4 separate regions of the Homo sapiens genome follow, and all the other regions are linked to region 2. Evidence: chromatin contacts called from ENCODE Hi-C or POLR2A ChIA-PET data. All regions are on one chromosome and are shown on one strand. Each heading gives the region's core, a stretch centred on a gene start or an enhancer-like site at or near the end of the contact. The rest is flanking DNA. Distances are from core to core; before and after follow the strand shown.

Evidence for each region. A loop is a pair of places that touch in the nucleus more often than their neighbours do. ChIA-PET counts read pairs that join two places held with the same protein, here RNA polymerase II (POLR2A). Pooled maps may share reads with other maps.
Region 1: a map of endothelial cell of umbilical vein shows a loop between it and region 2 (6-fold over the local background). The contact joins the enhancer-like site here to the promoter of KLF5 in region 2. A Hi-C loop is called at or near these places in 1 of 168 maps with a recorded cell type or tissue (endothelial cell of umbilical vein). POLR2A ChIA-PET finds 5 or more read pairs at or near these places in 2 of 52 experiments (CD8-positive, alpha-beta memory T cell and MCF 10A).
Region 3: a map of naive thymus-derived CD4-positive, alpha-beta T cell shows a loop between it and region 2 (6-fold over the local background). The contact joins the enhancer-like site here to the promoter of KLF5 in region 2. A Hi-C loop is called at or near these places in 1 of 168 maps with a recorded cell type or tissue (naive thymus-derived CD4-positive, alpha-beta T cell) and 4 of 50 pooled maps. POLR2A ChIA-PET finds 5 or more read pairs at or near these places in 1 of 52 experiments (activated naive CD4-positive, alpha-beta T cell).
Region 4: a loop to region 2 is called in a map with no recorded cell type, with 16 times the contacts of the local background. The contact joins the enhancer-like site here to the promoter of KLF5 in region 2. A Hi-C loop is called at or near these places in 1 of 37 single-sample maps with no recorded cell type and 8 of 50 pooled maps. POLR2A ChIA-PET finds 5 or more read pairs at or near these places in 4 of 52 experiments (CD4-positive, alpha-beta T cell, MCF 10A, Panc1 and 1 more).

The regions. Positions count from the first base shown.
Region 1 is chr13:73,675,866-73,679,298 of GRCh38, forward strand. No RefSeq gene overlaps it. Among named protein-coding and RNA genes, the nearest start is that of LINC00393, 16 kb to the left of the region's middle. Within about 2 kb of position 1,271, at least 6 of the 41 ENCODE cell types and tissues checked have a DNase peak (open chromatin) inside an H3K27ac peak, as active enhancers do; they include endothelial cell of umbilical vein, where a contact is called at or near this core.
Region 2 is chr13:73,056,784-73,060,492 of GRCh38, forward strand. KLF5 (KLF transcription factor 5) reads left to right here and starts at 2,222. Exons shown (of 4, transcript NM_001730.5): 1 at 2,222-2,805. The coding sequence starts at 2,545. RefSeq lists silencers at 1,966-2,575, 2,896-2,985.
Region 3 is chr13:73,983,267-73,986,697 of GRCh38, forward strand. All of the region lies in intron 2 of KLF12 (KLF transcription factor 12), which reads right to left. Among named protein-coding and RNA genes, the nearest start is that of KLF12, 150 kb to the right of the region's middle. Within about 2 kb of position 1,830, at least 3 of the 41 ENCODE cell types and tissues checked have a DNase peak (open chromatin) inside an H3K27ac peak, as active enhancers do.
Region 4 is chr13:73,764,903-73,768,385 of GRCh38, forward strand. KLF12 (KLF transcription factor 12) reads right to left here. Exons shown (of 8, transcript NM_001400136.1): 6 at 36-98. Among named protein-coding and RNA genes, the nearest start is that of LINC00393, 100 kb to the left of the region's middle. RefSeq lists enhancers at 1,089-1,589, 2,583-3,218. Within about 2 kb of position 1,314, at least 33 of the 41 ENCODE cell types and tissues checked have a DNase peak (open chromatin) inside an H3K27ac peak, as active enhancers do; they include CD4-positive, alpha-beta T cell, where a contact is called at or near this core.

The sequences.
Region 1 (3,433 bases), core at 21-2,520, 620 kb after region 2:
AGTCACCATACACTTGCTCCTTCACTCCAGCGCATGAAACAAAGTTACTCCTGCAGTCTTGGGGAGGAAGCACAGAGGGGCAGAGAGTGGCAGGAATGAATCCTCCGGAATTTATCCTCCTGCGGAGTAAAGTTCTTTCTCTCTATGACCAAGAGGAGGCAGGAATGATAACAAGCCCTTCCTGAAGGCTGCCTTTGTGCCAGGCTCCACACTGAGCCCCTCTGTGAGCTTCATGCATGTTACCCTGTGCACGTCTCACAACACCTGGGGAAGCAGTGTTTTTACCCCATGTGTTAAGATACATCTTCTCCAGCAAGGCATTTACAGGAATCACTCTGCTAGCCAACTGAATAACCAATATCTAAAACCACTTCCACCTGGTCTTAGAGTGAATGATCTTTCCACCGCACTAACACTTTAAATATCAGACTTCAACCTTCTGTCAACAAAGACGAAGGCTGTAGCTCTACCAACATATTTCAGCAACAGTTTCTCTCTTAAACTCTCCATCCTAAAAATGCTCACAGTTACAACATTCTGCCTAGTTCATTTGGTACACCTGGAGAAGAATCCATTTTCAATTTTGGTGGAAAGTCTTATTTTTTTTTTCTCCCTCATGGAGTCAAAAATGCCATCATCACGTTATTTATCATTAACTGACTGAGGCCACTCTCAATCTTCTATACATTTGCCTCAAACATGCATATCTGTGAACTGATGCCAATAGGCCAGTGACATTTTCTAAAATCTAAGGCAGAGAAAGCTTACATCCATTGCATTCTAGAGAAGGGGAACTATAAGAAATCTAATGGGGGAGCCCTTCTTTAGTTGATAAGGTAGTGAAGAGATGCCAAACACTAGGGCCTGCGTGGAGCTTTATGGAGCAGTTAACCTTGAGACTTACCTGTATGTAAAGATAAAACTGCAACTTCTAGTTAACAGATTTATTGAGCTTTACAAATACTTTGGTTTCACTCTTTGTGCTTTTATCTACTTCTGGACTTTATTACTGTTTTCTGTCCAGCTATAGTCTTTATATACACAGACTGCCAGAGATTAAACAGTGAAAAGAAGTCAAAAGATTTCCTTTGTCATCTTGCACGTCCTTAAGGTTTTAATAGACAGGCATACCTTCCACTGATTAGAAATTCACAGAAGATACCACCCCCTCCCCCACATGGATGACAAGCATTTTATGAATCACAATCCTCAGATAAGGGACAAGAAAACATCACCAGAGTGGCTCCCCAAGGTTTTGGTGAAAAATAACTTGCCCACATTTAGCAGTTCATTACGCATACACAACATCTAAGTAAATACTTCATGTGACACAGCCAGTATATTTGTGGATAAATACGTCACAGTTAAACATCATATAAAAGAGACTATTGTTTTGGATGTATGTGAATAATGACACAGCCACATCCGTGTAGAAGATGAAGCAAAAATAAAAATAAAAAAGGAAATGCCAACATTTTTTCAGGCCCCATCTGTGCTGAGTGATTCTAATATTACGGAATCCTTCACAAAAGACAGGAAATGACAATCTTAAAGTAAAAATACATGAATATTGGAAGCAGAAAGAAAACACCAATGAATGGTGTGAGGAGGGTGGCCTGTTCACACTTGCCCTAGCTATGAGGAAGTATTGCATAAAGTCATTCCTTCTTGCTCCTCTAGTGCTGACTGTCACAGGGGCAAGTTACCAATCCATGTGAATGCTATGACTTCAGAAAAAACATTTCTGACTAGAAAATTAAGTTTCTCATTTACAGTTCTACCTACTCAGCAAGAGCGATAGGCAACTTTTGTTTTTTTTACTGGAAGAAAACAATTTATTTCCTGATTGCGGTGAATTCTGTATACCAGAAGCCATTGCGAGTTTCAAAATTCTTTATCATGTTTCAAAAATCCAATCCATAATCAAATAATCAAATGAAAGCCATTTAAAATAGAGACTTATATGGGAGGTATGGTATCAATTCAGCACTTTCCTAATGTAAATTTGTCCTAAGGATTTTCTTCTGAAAGATGTAAAAGTGTTAAAGTCAAATAAATGAAATGTGTTTTGTTTCTTTAATTAGGGTAAGACTTTGTGGATTGAAATAATGAGATAGTAATCTGGTGTTAATCAGTGTGGTCACTGGCAGAGAGTTAGATCAGAAACTTTCGGATACAATACAGGACTTTCATACGTAGTCATAAAGTGTATAGACAGGGAAATTCCAGTGAAAGGTTACAATTTGATAAGCCTCCCACTGATAATTTTGACATGTGAATATATTTTAAATTATCAATTATTTTATTATGCTTATTTAAGGAAACAATATGTTTGTGTGGGTGCCTCTAAAATATAACTTAGTTTTCAAAAAATTTACTAGAACATCCGTTTTTAGAAATAAAAATACCACTAACTCTGTATTGCCTAAATAATAAAGTCCAAATTCCATAATTTAGGTTTATGTTATTTTATTTTGAGACAGGGTCTTGCTTTGTGGTCCAGGCTGGAAGGTAGTGGTGTGATCATAACTCACTGCAGCCTTGAACTCCTGGGCTCAAATGATCTTTCCACCTTAGCCTCTCAAACAGCTGGGATTATGGGCCTGCACCTCCATGTCCACCTAATTTTCTTTTTAGTTTTTGTAGAGATGGGGGTCCCAACATGTTGCCCAGACTGGTCTTGAACTCCTGGGCTCAAGCAATCCTCCTGCCTTGGCCTCCCAAAGTGCTGGGATTATAGGCATGAGCCAGCACACGTGGCCAGAATTTAGCCTTTAGATCTCTGTAATCTAATTAGAAAGTACACTTCCAACTTTATTGTTTCTATTCTCCTTATTAAATCTTATCTATTATTTGAATCATTTATGTAGCTATCAAATATTTTTTGAGTGCTTAATACATGCCAGGATCTGTGGATTCGAAGATGAACAAGGCACAATTTCTACTTTCAAACAGCTCACAATCTAGCAAAGAAGATAACTACTTAGCGTCTTACAAGGGCAATATTTGTGGTGTGTTTAAGGTCCAAGAGGAAATGCTGATCACTTCTTGGCTAGATGGATGATGGATTCAGGCAGGATTTCACAGGGAAGGTAAAGATTAATTTAGAATTCACCAGGTAGACACATAGAAAAGGGTGTTCAAGGCAGGGGAACAGTATGGGCTGAGGCATAAGAGTTTGAGACAGGAATGTGGGTTTGTTCAAATACGGATGTTTGACTATTGCTGGAAAACAGAGAACAGGGATTTGCCATCTTCCAAATGCTGTTCATCCATTCATTCCTTTTTCATGGCTTATTCTGCTGTTTCTCCAGATCAAAGTGGACAATGTTGGTTGCTTATGGGAACCTAATGTCTTTGACAGGACCTGGGACCTGATTTCTCAACCTTGGCACTACTGACACCCTGGGCAGAGGAATTCTTTGTTGTGGGA
Region 2 (3,709 bases), core at 972-3,471:
ATGGAATTTTAAAACCTGCTACTGTATTGGAGCAAAAAGGAATATATTCAGTTACTATAAGAACCCCAACGCTAGCTTCATATCTATATTATGAAAAGTGGAAATATGAAAAATTAACAAGACTAAAAATATTAAAAACTTAGTTGTATGGTTTTTTTTTTGCAATGAAAAAGCTTTTGTAAATGAAAGCATGTTAAAAAGTGGTGTGAAATTATAGAAGCATTTCCAGTAAAATACATGGATTTTATTGCAGTGAAAACTTAGGTTGAAAGACCGGGCCACTGAAGCTCTCGTAAAAAGACAAAAGGAAAGGTCTAGATAGGTTTAAAAGCACATTAAGATACAGCTACCGAATGTATTAAATCTAAGTTAGATTTAGCTTAAAGTTACAAGAGCACAAAAGTTCTATTAAGAATTATCTACATCACATTTAGGTTTGATGTTATCAGAATTAAGTAACTAAAAATCTTTCAAAGCTCAATTTTTTAAAAGAGTTACATTAAATCCCATCCTAATTCTATAATCTGTTTCTAAGCTAATTAATTACATGATAGGTTTTACATTAGAGAAAAGCAGGACAGCTTTTTAAAGATGAAGATGGACAGCATGGGGCTGCTTGGTTAGAGAAAAACTTGCAAAAGCACTTATTAAATAATACTTTGATAACATGAAAGTAGTCATCAGCCATTCTCTGAAGGCAGTGATCACAGCTATAAAAATGAATCATGTGTCAACAGGAAGAGAAGGAAAAGGAGAAAAACCCAGTTTACAGCATAATTTTATATTTTCTAATAATAAATACATTTCTTTATGTGCATATTAATTTTCTACCCATTGAAAATGAGATCCATACCTTTGATAGATACACTCTTTGAAGTGAACGTTTTTATCCAAGACTTTTTTTTAAAGCTGTTTTACTCTGAAGTGATGAATAGGCTGTGGTATATGTAAAACTGTCTAATGGTATATTGTGTGTCAACATATGTACATTTGTAGTAATATCACAGGCATTTTTATTGCAGTTTATTGTTCCGTCCTCCCAATAAGCCAGATAAAATCATGTACAAGAACATTAAGGATTAAGGGAAGTGGTTTCCTTAGGTGATTGCTGGCAAAAATTCACCCTCCCATTATAACAACATAGTAAATGGATGGTAATATATTTGGCTATTACTTTCCAACAAATTTGGATTCCCAGTTTTCAGAGCTGCTCTGTGTCTATGTTTGCGGCTTTTTGATTGTCTCTTCGTAGGAAAAGGTGCCACAATGTGAGGTAAATGTGCTAGGTTTCTGCTTTGTAAATATTAAAGTCCATTTTTTGAACATACAGTGCTAGCAAAAATAAGTCAAAGATGTAATGTCTATTTAAATACACGTTTGAGCTAGTCGTGCTTAAATTAGATTCCATGCTTCGGCTAGAATCAACACGGCTTAAATATTAGAAACTTCAAAATTCATATGGCCCAAGCCCTCCTCCCCACACACGGATGGGAAGTAGAAATGTGTGGGAAAACGTCTAGCAATTAAAATCCTGAAGGAGTGGGAAAAACCCAGGCTTTTATGCAAGGATCTGAAAAAACGCTTGCCATCAAATCTTTTATTCAGGCATTCTGAATTTGCCTTGTTAAACGGATACACTCACTGCTAAAGATACACAGGGACAAGAGCTGTTTTAAATTTGTTTATCACACCGCCCCTAGTTTTCTGCTAAAGAGAAGTACATTTTGGATATTTAAAAGTACACACTCATTAGACAAATCTCTAAAAGCCTCAGCGCCCCTACCTAGCTGCCTTCTGGGTTTCAGCTTTTGAGTTTCAGGTCCTTGCACAACACCTAAGACGTGCAATACTCTTTTTCTTCCTAATCCTGGCAGAGAACAGTGCGAAGAGATCTCCCTCCGCGTCTCCACCCTAATTCCCCCTCTTCCCAGATTCCACCCGCTCCGCTACTTCCCTCCGCCCCCGGCTCCGCCAGCCCAATCTGTCAGAGAAGTTGTGTACAAACTGCGCGGCCGCCCTGCGCGCGAAGCTCGTGGCCCGAGAGGGGTGCGGTCGGGCCGACGGAGGCGGGGCCCTGGCTGCCTCTCTCCCTGCTCATAGGCTGGCCGCTCAGGCCTGGCCGGCCTCGGGGCCTCGGGATTCGCGGCGGCGCTGCCAATCAGGCGATCGGGCCCCGCCCCCCCGGAGTTGGGTGAAATAGAGGCGGGCGTCAAGTGTCAGTAGTCGCGGGGCAGGTACGTGCGCTCGCGGTTCTCTCGCGGAGGTCGGCGGTGGCGGGAGCGGGCTCCGGAGAGCCTGAGAGCACGGTGGGGCGGGGCGGGAGAAAGTGGCCGCCCGGAGGACGTTGGCGTTTACGTGTGGAAGAGCGGAAGAGTTTTGCTTTTCGTGCGCGCCTTCGAAAACTGCCTGCCGCTGTCTGAGGAGTCCACCCGAAACCTCCCCTCCTCCGCCGGCAGCCCCGCGCTGAGCTCGCCGACCCAAGCCAGCGTGGGCGAGGTGGGAAGTGCGCCCGACCCGCGCCTGGAGCTGCGCCCCCGAGTGCCCATGGCTACAAGGGTGCTGAGCATGAGCGCCCGCCTGGGACCCGTGCCCCAGCCGCCGGCGCCGCAGGACGAGCCGGTGTTCGCGCAGCTCAAGCCGGTGCTGGGCGCCGCGAATCCGGCCCGCGACGCGGCGCTCTTCCCCGGCGAGGAGCTGAAGCACGCGCACCACCGCCCGCAGGCGCAGCCCGCGCCCGCGCAGGCCCCGCAGCCGGCCCAGCCGCCCGCCACCGGCCCGCGGCTGCCTCCAGAGGACCTGGTCCAGGTAGGAAGAGCCGCTCCCCTCCCACCGCAGCACTCCCGGGCTCGGGCGTGTCCCGTTGCTGCGACTCGCGGGCGACAGGGGCCGCTCCAGGCTGGGGCGTGCGTCGGGGCGCACCGGAGCCGGTGCTGGGTGGGCAGCCCCGCCCTGCACGCCTGGCCGGGGCCCCGCGTTTCGCTGAGAGTAAATGGGGGGGGGGGCCGGGGGTGGGAAGGATGGAGGGGAATCTGCCCCGGCGGGTCGGCCTGGGAGAGGTAAGAGGGAGGGAACTGGGTGCTCACGCGCACCTTAGTTGTTTTTCTTACACTTGAGGGACGAAACCTTGTACCTTACGCTCAGTTTTACTTAAATTACGCCTTCGCCTGTACCGCTCTCCAATGCCAAGGCATTGGAGCCCTCCCCCCCATCCCCATCGTCTCGGGTTAAGTAGAAACGCAAATTGGGGTGCTGGGGAGAGGTTCCCCAAGGTTTCATACCCGGTGGCTCAACCTGCTTTAGAAGCGATTGCGGGCCGCGTTTGGAAAATGAGAGTTAGGAAAGCTAAGGTTGTGTCGGAGCGCTTATTTTTCCTTAAAAAAAAAAAAAAAAAAAAAAGACCGGGGGTGTTGTTTTCTTCGTGTGCACGTAAATTTCCTCCCGGAGCCGCGTTGAAAGCTGGCAGTTGGCTTTTACACTTGCCCAGCAGCCGAATTAGAGCAACCGCCTGTTTCTTTCGCCCACGCAGGGAGTCATATAGCCCAGAAAAAACTTCCCGGGACTTTTAGCCTGTCCCAAGGAAAAAAAAATTGGAAACATACCCACATGCAAACAGCTGGAAGAGCTAAAATCAGAAACCACTAACCGCCGCGGGAGCGCAGTGCACGAAAGGGTTTAGTTCAGTTTATTTCAAGACACTTCATTTAGTAGC
Region 3 (3,431 bases), core at 580-3,079, 930 kb after region 2:
AAAGCCACTTGCTTTCCAGCCCTGCTGTACAGAAGCTGCCCTATGCCACCACCTTTCTTGGTGCCAGCATGATTCAACTTAGTGATGTCAGCACGGACCTTTCACTACCCATCCCATTCTTCTCTCCAGTATCAGTGCCTTCTGGTTCGTGAACCTCTGTCTGAATTAACTACATTCCTGCTTATCGGGTGTTCTCCAGCACCGTGTCCTCCCAGTTACTGCCTGCCAATCTTGCCTCTAACTTACTCCCAGCCTTTATATTATTCATTCATATTCTGCATACAAACTATTGCTATCATTCTTGCTCATAACTTTGCTCTAAACTTTACTATCTGGACAAGTCCCTGGTGTCCCAATTATTCACATATTTCCATCATGTACAAAATCAGAATCCTCCTTTTCCTCATATTATGTTTTCTCTTTCCTAAACTCTCAATCACAAATCCCTGAGGCCACAAAGCCCTGGCCCCAGCCTGACTGGTCTATGGCATTATAGACAGGCAGTCAAGATCCCAAATCCAGGGAGCAGAGTGGCCTCAACCACAACAGACAGCAGTAACTGAGTCAAGTACCATATGAAAAAGCAAGAAGAGGCCACAAATAATCTTGCAGGTTCTCAGAGTCGTGCAGAATTCATAAGCAGTGAATCCAGGCAGGTGGTATTCTAGGGCAGATGAGCCTTCCTCATGTGGAGACGTCCATTCATGTGACAGCACTGTCCTCTCCACTACAAGGGTGGGTCCCAGGAGCAGTGCTTCAGACAGAAATGGGAAAATCAAGGAAAGAACAGGAACCAACAGAGGTCTATAATCCTCTATAAGATCCTCGGGTGGGGAGGACAGCAAGCAGGTAGAGCTGCAAGTGAAATGGCAGAGAAGAGGCAAGGAAAGACTTGGTGGTGGATTTGAACTATCTCAACTACATGTCTACATTTTCAGAACTGTCTTCCCTGCAGCATGCCATCATTTTTGGGTTATAAGAGCCACCCTGGCGGGACTCGGGGCAGTAGTGAAGCACCTGCCGCATGCATCTCACACTGGGAAGGTGCAGCTCACACACACTGTCGCCTATGTGCCTGCTCTCCTCGCTGGCACAGGGAAGCGGCTGGTCCACGGGATTGCCTTCATCTGCTTATTTTATTCATAGGCCATGACGCGTCTTGCTCAGGGAAGGGTGCCAGCTTCTCCCACAGTTCCCTGGCCTCTCTGAAGTTAGAGGCTTATGATCAGTGAGGGTCTATGTGGACTGGCATGTGCCCTTGTACATCCAGTGTGGCCTTCCTCTCCTGCGCTCCACTCTCATCCTTCCTTCCCGACTGCTAGCCCTGGTGATTTCAGCTCTGGCGCCAAATATATAGAAGCAACAGCCATATATAATGTGCTTAACTAGTTCCTACCATCATAGGAGGTCAAGTCCTTTTAAGTCCCATATTCGGCACCTTTCCCCTCATTCTGTTTCTCTTTTCACACCCCAACTGATACAGAATTTGGCACCAGAACTAGTTCCAGAAAAACAAAACGTTACGGATTCCTCCAGTTTGAAGATGAACTGTAGCTGATGCTGTTTTCCAGAAATGTTCACTACAGTATCTCCAGTCACATGTGCTCTTCCAGAATGTTTCCACTCTCCCATCAAGGGGTGGGGGATATGTCCCCTCCTTTTGAATTAATGAGCCTGTCTTTATAATCACCTGGATGAACAGAATATGGGGGAAATCACATGGCATCACTTCCAAGGGTGACACAGCTTCTGCCTGGTGTTATCCCCCCACCCACCTTCCCCAGTGCGCAGCTTTACTGTTAAGGAAGCCTTGGCCACATGAAGGCGTTGCAGCCAACAGACTGGCTGAGAGCCAGCACTAACTGGAAAACATGTCGACGAGAGTCTTCATGATTGCAGTCATCCGCCTTTGAACCTCAGCAGCCACTGAGCAGAGCAAGGAGAAGCCGACTCCACCAAGTCCTACCCAAGTAGCCACTTCAAGAGCAAAACACATACTGCTTTTGCTTTAAGCCACTAACCTGGGATGCTCTGTTTTGCAGCAATGGATGATGAAATCGTGGTTGTCACAAGGTGCCCAGATTCCAACTCTCAGTTAAAAAGGACACTCAACTCTCAGTTAAAAAGGAACACCTACCCTTCAATTTGAGTGCACATGATTGAAAACAGGGAAAGGGATTACTCACGGCAGAAGGGTGCAAGGCCGACAACCAGTGATTATCACAGTGTGCAACATTAGAAGGAGGCTTTAAACCAGGCTCAGGGTCCCAAACCCCAGACTCTGTGTAACTACCATCCCCTTTTTACTTACAGTCCTGGCTCTAACGACTCTCCATGTGTTTGCTCTCAATCTTCCAGCTTCTCATTGTCAAGCGGCCTTTCATTTTCCCCTAGATGCCAGCTATTAGCACTCTAAATTAAAGGAGTCATCCCTGAGATGTGAAGCTATTAAAACTGCAAAAGGCCCCTCTCACAGATTTTGCTCCCCTTAGACTCTCTGCTGTGTGAAGACGGATGAAAAGAAAAAGCTATACAGAACTTTTCCTCACTTTGATAACAAAAACAATCAAAAAAATTCCCCCAGAAAAAGTTCTTTGAAATCTAAAGGATCTCACTACCCTGAAAGAGGCAACAGCCCTAGCCTATCTGTTAATTTCAATAGATAGCTGCTGGCTAGGTATTAACTAAACTTTAAATACAGCTCCGGAGCCACAGCTGCAAGAGATACAGGATGTCTTAGTAAGTGTATGGGTTGTAAGTAAGTGCATGCTATCACCTCAAGAGCTTTTAACGAGATAACCAAACATGTTTCCTGAAACTAGATTTCAGTTTTATCAGATACGCTACAAATAACAACATTCAAAAACAAAGGAAAATTTGTTAGGCCAAAAGGTCTGATGAATTCTAAAAGTAGTTCATCTAGCTTTGAAGGCACATAAAACCATAGTATCACCATGTGAAACTGTGGTAAACAATCTACTGTTTGCAAAAAATTAGATATTTATTAGATTTTTTATAATGGGAAATTTTAATATTATCACTTGCTTCATTTAGCTGCAAAAGTGATTTGAATGGACTTTTTTCTTCCAATCACAAGAAGGAAGAAAATTATATTTTGATTGACATAAATCATAATTTGCTTGACTATTAATGGAATTAGCAAAATGAGAATTCTTTCAAAATTCCCAACCACATGTTTATGACAAAGGTAACATGTACCTGCAATCACAGTCACTTACGTTTTTGAAAACCTGTGGCTGGCAGAGTAATGGCCCCCTAAAGATGTCCATGTCCTAATCCCTGAAATCTGTTAGGTTACATGGCAAAGGGGAATGAAAGTCACAGATGGAATTAAAGTTGCTAATCACCTGACCTTAAAATAAGGAGATCATCCTGGATTATCTAGGATAGGCCAAAGTAATCACAATAGT
Region 4 (3,483 bases), core at 64-2,563, 710 kb after region 2:
GACCTACAAATACTCATATTAGACTGTATACTCACCAAGGAAACTTTTGATTATTCATTCGATTGCCCCGGACCCTTGATACTGGGGACGGATGTACCCTGTAGACAGAGAAGAATAATCCAGTCATTGAAAAAGCATATTCCCAATTGCAAATTTAAAAAAATGGCATGTTTTATAAATAATTTCTTTTAGAATTGCTTAATACAAAATCCCCAGAACTTGAACCCCTCTTAGTAAATGATGCAATTAAATTCCTACGCCTGCAAATCTGTGGTCCTTTTTTCCTTCTTAACCACTCTCAAGACAACAGGTCTGTCATAATGTTCACTCTGAAGACTCCCAGAGGCAGGACTGATGCATTCATTCAGTCCAACAAAAGTGACTGAATACCTAACCCTTGCCAGGTACAAGGGTGGGTAAAAGTTATCTAAGGTATGGTGCCTGAGTTCAGTGAGCCCTCTTTGTACCTGTTCCCATGAGGGTGGGCACAAAGAGGTGTCTAAGTGCCCTCTCCTTCACTCTACCACATTTAAAACTCTAGGAAGCAAACAACGTTATTCAAATGTGCTGTGACAGAATCTGCAGGCACAGGGAAGGAAGGAAGGGTGAACAGGTACTCCTAGGAGGAGTACATTCTGGAAGTGATGTGCTACACTGGACTTTGAAGAAAGTAAAGTCAATTCAAAATTTTAGCCAGATAAAGGAGAAGTGAAGAATATATTGCTTTCCAAGCTTCCAGGATTGGACTTATCCACTGGAAACAGCTTAAAGCTTCCGGGAACTGCTGTTATCTTCTAATCAAAGCCTAGCTAGTAAACCTCCGCCTCTTTGTGGGTCACTAACCGGCAAAACAATACGCCCTACTTCCGGCTGCCAGCTTCCTGTTATGGTCTGTCTTTAGCCAGGATTTGTGAGATCCAAGCAGTCTTAGCTTGTATTACCTTCACCCTTTATGCTTCATACATTGCTCTTATTTACAAGAAAAAAAATGGGGATATAAAACTGGTCTTAAAGTCCAGTTAGAACCAAGGTTTGTAAGAAACCCAGTTCTCTGTAGTTGTTTAATAAGTGAAAATCATTCCAAAACAGATAATGCAGTTCCAGCCCCGCCTAAGGGCCAACTGCAGTCTTTCCCTAAACCCAGAGCCAGACTGCACTTTGCACTCGGAAGGCTTATTTCTTCCAACATCCCTTATTAACATTCTTTTCCTCACAGCGCTTCTCAATGGCTGCTGCAGCTGAGCTGCTCAGCACAGATTTTCTGCTCGGCATGGGGGAGGGGGTGTTAATTATGCAGAAAGATGGAGAGAGGCCAGACAGCCCCTCTGGTGAACTGTCTCATTCAAGCACGGCCCACTTCCTGCTGTTTTGCAGCTACAAGGATCACCTGTTGGTCTCGGCGTCCAGCCAAACTGGGGCCTAGTGGAAATGACAGACTCAGCTAGAAATGAAAGCCAGTTCATAATCCAGTATCCTAAATTGGACAAAGAGGGGGAAAACGCAATAATAGTACATAAAAATTATACGAAAGGCAGCAAGCGTAATTTTTTCCTCTTTTATTCTTTTACTTTTTTACTTTCTGTCTGCTTGAAATACAATCCTTAAAATGGATATTTGAGCCAAAAAAGTTCTCCCCAGTTAAAGCCCCCTGACCTAAGAGGAAGTGCAGGAAATTCTCCTGAACTTTCCCTATACCCTCACTGGGGTATCAGAATCCTAACTATTTAAATAAAGTTTAATCAGCCCCAAATACTCACAGTTCTTTAATTTGTTCTCTATCTTTTACACATTTACTTTTTATATTGTCCCCTCCTTAACCCTAGGAGTACAAAGAAACTATTTCATCATGAAAATTCCACTGGGTGAAGTTTAATGACAGAAGTATTCTCTTATTGATGCTGTTTATTGCATATATTAGTGAAGAAAAAGAGAGTCTGTTTAATCCATAATTACAACATTGTCTAGGTATTTGTATCTTTTAGGAAAATTTCACTGATCCATAGATCAAATACTGCAAATGGAGAATTTCTATAATGGTTTAGCAGTCTCAGGAAAAGAATTCCTTAGGAAAGTCTTTGGAAAAGAAGTCCTGATTGTGTATATGAACAAATAATTACAAGGTTTCCTAAATTAAAAAGGTAAATCAACAAAGCTTTATTTCTGTCCTCAAAGGGAATAAGTACACTGATAACTTGGCACATACTTCATCTGATAAAGTAGACCATAAGCCTTGCACTTCACCAACCCCCTATATATTATTTCTTCAAAAGGATATGGCATGTTTTTTTGAGCTCAGTCTTTAACCTGTGACACTTTTTGCCATCTTCTGCCTTCTTTCCACATATAGAAGCCAGGCAGGTAGCAACGTCAAAACCTCTGTAGGAGAAACCACCACCTAATCTGCATGTCATGCATTATTCATGACCTCCTGATTCTTGCACCTGCATCTAGGCAGGAAGCTTGCAGGGAATGTTCATTATTCTTCCCTTAGCCTCACACAGGCTCGATTACTGCTAAGCCACTTTGTTCTGTAACTAAGGGGTTCAGGCCTTAGTACTAACTGCTGGATGTGGAAAGAAAAAACACCACGCTGAACAAAAGGGCAATCTTGGTTGTTGTGTAACATGTATTGAATGTGCTCTTCTGAGACTGACAGTTTGTCAGGTAGAAATGCTCACATTTGGTGATTTACATTACATAGAAAACAGGGAAGCTATACCATTAGGGCCATGTGTACCAACTGTTCTATTTATATACACTTACTCATCTGGAGCAGAGAGCATGTTTATAATTTTACCCAGTGCAGAGCTTAATTTAGCTTTCTTGCTAAGCATATGAGAACTTTTTAGATGACTTAATACAAAAACGGCTCTTTCTTCTTTGGGTATAAGCACCAAAGAACCTGACTCTCAAAACCTTGCATCTTAATGACTGCCATTTATAGTTAATCAAGAGAATACCATCACTCTGGTTTTCAATGTTTTCATAAACCTACCTGAGTGGCACCCCCTGGTGACTGGAGGTGGGATGCAACATCTTGATTCCCAACACAAATCATCAGCACTCATGAATTGCTGGGGGAAGGATACTGGTCCCACTTTACTATCTGCACCACAGAAAAGCTGTGATAACTTAATGCAATCTTATCATCCCAAATGGAATTAGGATGAAGTGGTTAAGAGTGAAAATTGTGTGACCAGCCTGCCTGACTGAATCCCAGCTTCACCGTTTACCAACGGTGTCATCTTTGGGCAAGTTATTTAACCTCTCTGTGCCTCAGTTTCCTCATCAGGGCAAATGGAGGTAATAATGGGGCCTATTACCTAGGGCTGCGAGGTTTAAATCAGTTAACAGCTATAAAATCTTTAGAATGGTGCTCAGTACTTAGGAAGCAGTCAATACATGTTAGCTATTGTCACTAGCAGTGCTGATTAGACATGAAAGGATGGGAAGTCAGAGGATAGAGCTGGACTATCCAGGTAA